2 separate regions of the Homo sapiens genome follow, and region 2 is linked to region 1. Evidence: chromatin contacts called from ENCODE Hi-C data. All regions are on one chromosome and are shown on one strand. Each heading gives the region's core, a stretch centred on a gene start or an enhancer-like site at or near the end of the contact. The rest is flanking DNA. Distances are from core to core; before and after follow the strand shown.

Region 1 (2,595 bases), core at 28-2,527:
CATCCCCAGCGCCCCCCATCCGCCGCCCACACATTATTGCTTCTCTCCTCCAAGTGTCTTGATTAAGGACCCTCTCTCTTCTCCGCACTCCCGAGGTTAAAGTGCCCCCGTTCCCTTGGTGTAGCTAGTTACAAGCTTTCCCGTTAGGGAAGACTAGTGCCTGCAGTCCTTTTTAGTTAGATGCTTTTAAGTCAGAGATGAGAGGAGCCACTTGAAGAAACCCTCCTTCCCTTCTTCCTTTCCCCCACTGGGAACCAAGTCCCTGAAGGACAACACCCAGGGACGCTTCCTGACCTTCTATCCCCTCACCCAATTTGGGCTTGGAGGGTTGGGGTCGCATTTTCTCATGTCCTCTGCTGCACTGGATGTGTTATGTAAGAGGGACAGAACGCGGGAGGCACATGCGTATAAAGCGCACCGATCTGTGATAACAGCTGGGGTAGCAGAGCGGATCTGGAGTCCACCCCCCCCCCCCACCAAATACGACAGACCCCACACATGCACATCAGCACCCCCTCCCCCACACACCCACACACACACACACACACGCACACACCCAGAGCAATGTTTTCCTGTCTCACCCCTACCAGTACCAGAGGCACAGAATGGAAAGGCGGGGGGTGGGGGTGAAAGGAGGTGAAAGAGGAGGAGGAGCAGCAGCAGCACATCTGCTTTGATAGCAGCCGGCAGTGCCGCCGCGGCAGAGAGCCCCTCGTTAACCCCCTTCCTGTGGCTGCACCACGTCATGGAACATTCCCGGAACGGGCCAACGTTCCACCCACTTCAGGGAACAGACATAAAGGCGCAGACCCAGTTCCCCACAGTGCACAGCCCAAACACACATGTCCCTTCCCGATCCCCCGCCAGACGGACAGACAAACACGCATGCAAACCGCCCCCACCCGTCTCCACGCGCCCGGGTCCAGCCGGCAGCGGCCAGAGCCGCTCTGCAGCCGGTGCACCCGCAAGGCGAGGGCGCCTCCGCCTGAACCTTCCATCGAGACAGTCCCCTCCTTCCTCGCTTCCTTCCTTCGCTCCTTCCTTCCTTCCTTCCTTGCCCGGGAGGTAAAGGGAGTCACTGAAATGCCCAGAGCCAGCGCCTTCGCTGCGCTCGCTCGGCCGCAGGCCGGCGGCCCGGGCCTCGCGCCGCCAGCCCGCCCGGCCGCCTGCGCCGCGCGCCGCGGCCCCCTCCCCCGCTACCTGACAACGGGCCGCCGCCGGCCGCCGCAGCCGCAGCGGTGGCCGGGCCGTGCGCGCCGGTGCACGTCGCTCATTAGTAAGCAGGCACATTCCTGCCTCCAGCGCTCCCGCGCGGCCCCCTCCCCCCAGGACATTACGCAAAGCAGCCTCCCCTCATCTGCATAGATCCGCGGCCAGGGTATTCCCCGCATTTCCCCACGCGCCCGACACCCCTCCCGCGGTCTCCCCCATCCCCGCCCCCTCCGACCCTCACCCTCGGGCCACCGGGAAGGGGCTGGGGGCACACGCCGGGGAGCGGGGGACGGAGTTCGGCGGCGGCGATTCCAATATAAAGTGAAACAAGCTCCCAGCGCCGAAGGAGGCAGGAAAAACCCAGCGTCCAGGCCACTTACCGAGCCGAGGAGGGACCTAGATTCCCGCCGCTCCGCTCTCGCGGTGGCCGGTCCGCCCTCCGCGCACCCCGAGGCTGCACCCAGCACCCCAGACGCGAGACGTGGAGGAACGCTGTGAACGAGCCGGGAGACCCTCCAAGTTGCTCTGGGCTCCGTGGAGCGTCAAGGTCCAAGACACAACTTGGCAAAGACTTGTGCCACAGTCACCGAAGATGTTTGTGCGGAGACCCTCCTGCGGGGAACGACGGCGCTCGGCGGCGCCCCGCTCTCCTCCTCTCCACCCCCTCACCTCCAGCCCGCCTCCCGCCGGCCGCCCGCCTCCGGGCCGCGAGCCCCTCGGGCGGCTGTCAGCTCCCGGCCGCCGCCGGGTGACAGGGGCGGGAGGAGGGCGCGACGCGGCGGCCCGAGCCCCAGCGGGCGAGGGGGATCCTCGCAGCCGCGGCGGCCGCTCACCTGGAAAGTCACCGCTGAGGAGGAGGAGAAGGAGGACGGGGAGGAGGAGGGAGAGGAGGAGGGGGAGGAAACCCCCCTGGTGCCCTTGTTCTCGCTGCCGCGGCGGCCGCTCCTCGCCAAGGCTGAGCGTGTCTGGTGGGGGGTGTCTGGTAGCATTTCCTTAAGGACAGAGGGAGGGCGGGCGCGGAGGGAGGGAAAAGATCCCGACCGCCAGCCCAGGCTCCTCTTGCCTTTATTTATTTTTCTGACACTGTACGGAGATGGGCCCGGGGCAGGGGCCGCCGGGCTCAGGCGGGAGCCGCGAGGCCCGGGCCGCAGCTGTCTGCGTGCGGGAGCCGCAGCGGCCGCCTCCCCTCCCGGGCTGTGGACGCACCGGGTTATTCCTGGCAGCGCCTCCCCGAACAGAAGTTACTAGGAGGAGTGCGCGGCGAGGGCGGACGGGGGGAGAGGCGGAGGGAGGGAGGGAGGAAGAGGGAGAGACTCAGCCAACGACGTCATCGGATCCCCCAGCGCGTCCCAGGGAGGGAGGCTGAACCAGAAAAACCAGTCT
Region 2 (2,595 bases), core at 30-2,529, 2.8 Mb after region 1:
AAATATACATCTACATGTAAAATACATATCTACGTGTAGTGACAGTGAAAGATGTCCCTAACATATTGTTAGGCAAGAAAAGCAAAAATTCAGAATTACTATACAATTTTTGTAAAAAAAAAAAGTATATGCATATATCACATACATAAATGTGTACAAGCAGTGTGCTTAAGATGTGTGGAGGAAACACTGTAAGTTTTCACTATGTACATTTCTTTATTATTATTTTACAACCAGCATGTATTGTTTTAGTATTTTAAGAAATCAGGTCATGTCTCAATTGTCATATATCTGGGATTAAAAAAGAAAAAAAAATCCAAAAAGGGAAATATTCAACGTTTTTCCATTAGTTCATTCTCAATATCTATGAAAAAAATCTAAGTAGCACATTGCTGTCTAGGATTAGCGAAAACGCTAGTTTCGTTGGTTGGATCGTTTTGGGTTTTTTTTAGTGAATTAGAGCAGGAAAATGAGGACACAAAACCCAACCAAGGCGGAGTTGGGCTGTTGAAGCCATCAGCGGCGCGCGGCCGGGCAGCCAAGGGACCCGCGAAGGGGGGGACTCGGAGGTCGAGGGGCACTCGGAGGGCGAAGGGAGCCCCGGGCGGGAGACGAAGGGCACTGGCCCGTGACGCAGGCGCGGTTGGAAAGAAGCTGAGGACTGGATGTGCGGAAACCAGGTCAGAGGGGCAGGCAACAGAGTGGGCGGGAAGGCGGCCGGGAGCGCTATACGGGTCTAGGGAATCAGTAGGAAGCCGGAGGCGCGGCTGGCGGCGACAGCGTGGCCGGCAGAGCAGGGTCAGCCCAGGTCGCCCGGGGAGTGCGCAGGGACGCGGGCAAAAAGCCCGGGACGCGCGCCGCCGGGGCCTGCGGGGCCTGCCCGAGGCCGAGGCCCCGGTTGGGGGTGCGGGCCGGAGCTCCCGCTCTGCGCCGGGGGCAGGCGTCTGCTGGCAATACCTTCCCAGGAGAGCTCTCCTCCCGGCTCCCGCTTCAGGAACTTGTACCAGAACGTGTCCACGCGGCCCGGCTCCGCCCCGTCCTGCGCCGCCTCCTCGGCCGCCAGCTCCACCTCCCCGAGCCACAGGCCCGGCTCCTGCAGGGCCAGGGCCCCGTCGCCCGCCGCGGTGCCGGCCGGCCTCAGGCGGACGGCACCGCGCGGCTCCCAACGCCCCAGCTCGGGCCGCGACCCCACCACCAGCAGCTCCGGCCGGGCGCCGGCCACGGCGGGTGGCACCACCACCCCAAAGCGGAAGCGCATGGCGGGCGGCGGCGGCGCGAATACCCGGGCCCGGAGTCCCCGCGGCCGGCAGGCGCGGCCCGAGCACTAGGCGGCCGCAGCGATTGGGCGGTGGTGTGGGAGCCCCGGGCACCGGGGAGAACACGTGCTGTTCTGCGCCTTCTTTGGGATGCATCACGCGGCTCCCGAGCCCAGACTTCGTCCAGGCCGGCGGGAAGGGGTCAGCGGAGCCGCTAGCTGCCTCTTTGTGCCCCGCAACCCCGCGGGCGGTTGATTTCCACCTGTGGGCGCTGGGGACACGCGACCGGAAGAAATGGAAGAGAAAACGGGGTTCGGGGAGGGAGGAAAACTTCTAAGCCAGGCGATCGTCCAGTTCTCTCTCCAAGAGACTGGAAATTAACTTTATGAGGATCATAAGGAAGGGAATGACCTCTAGACAGCCGCCTTCTAATTGTGAAACGGGGGAAGATCTTGGACCTGGTCTCTGGAGCGCTCCCTATCTTAACCAAGTCACTTACTCTAGCAGGTCTCAGGTTCTTTGTCTGTAAAATGAGGGTGTAAAATAATGATCTTTCTAGACCCTACGAGCTCTGAAGGATCTCTGATTGGTGGAGATCACCCAAGACCCGGAGCTGATGCAAAACATTACCTACCATTCCCTTGTCTGAAAAGCCACATCAACTTTCTTTTTTCAAAAACTATATTTTTAGTATGTGTAAAGTAAGTTTGGAGTAAATACTTTCAAGTCCTTTTCAAGGTCAAAACAAAAACTAATTCTGTGACTACAAATGTATGCTTTTTTTTTTTTTTTTGAGACAGAGTCTCGCTCTGTCCAAATGTATGCATTTTTAATGGAGTAAATTAAAAAAAAAAACCTTTGTTTAAAATTTACTTTCAGCAAAAGTCAGCATTATTTTTTCAACTTAAAACCTTTTTGGGTTTTAAGTTGAAACAGGTTTTTTAGCTGTCTGGCCCAAATCCAAAATACGTATATCTTGGTGGGGAACTTCAATTTGTCTCTGCCATAAGACAAACGAATGTCCTGATACTTTTTGATTCTTTAACAAAATTATCCTTGTATTCTTAGGTTTATATATTCACTAACATTTAACATAACACAAATCTGTTACGTGAATTAAAGACACACAAAGGCATTTTTACCAGTGTTTGGAAGTTTGTGAATAGTAAAGGGGAACAGGCCAAAATTTCATGCGTTGAGGATATAAGTAAAACAGAAAGTGCAAAAATGTAAACTACACAAACTCAATCTCTTGTGGAACAATTAGAAAACTAATAATACATTTTACTCTTGAATGTTGATATTCCACTCGAAGTTTGGTTGGTTGCTAAGCTTAAGG

What was found. Hi-C counts contacts between places; a loop is a spot of excess contacts on that map. Pooled maps may share reads with other maps.
Region 2: a loop to region 1 is called in a pooled map, with 12 times the contacts of the local background. The contact joins the promoter of EPM2A here to the promoter of HIVEP2 in region 1. A Hi-C loop is called at or near these places in 2 of 37 single-sample maps with no recorded cell type and 11 of 50 pooled maps.

What each region holds. Positions count from the first base shown.
Region 1 is chr6:142,943,899-142,946,493 of GRCh38, forward strand. HIVEP2 (HIVEP zinc finger 2) reads right to left here and starts at 1,278. Exons shown (of 10, transcript NM_006734.4): 1 at 1,201-1,278. It overlaps HIVEP2-DT (HIVEP2 divergent transcript), which reads left to right and starts at 2,591. Exons shown (of 3, transcript XR_001744397.3): 1 at 2,591-2,595. RefSeq lists silencers at 908-977, 1,118-1,217, 1,418-1,647, 1,878-2,507, 2,558-2,595.
Region 2 is chr6:145,734,241-145,736,835 of GRCh38, forward strand. EPM2A (EPM2A glucan phosphatase, laforin) reads right to left here and starts at 1,280. Exons shown (of 4, transcript NM_005670.4): 1 at 958-1,280. The coding sequence starts at 1,258. EPM2A-DT (EPM2A divergent transcript) reads left to right here and starts at 629. Exons shown (of 3, transcript NR_038246.1): 1 at 629-680. RefSeq lists a silencer at 755-1,344 and enhancers at 1,505-1,564, 1,575-1,624, 1,645-1,694.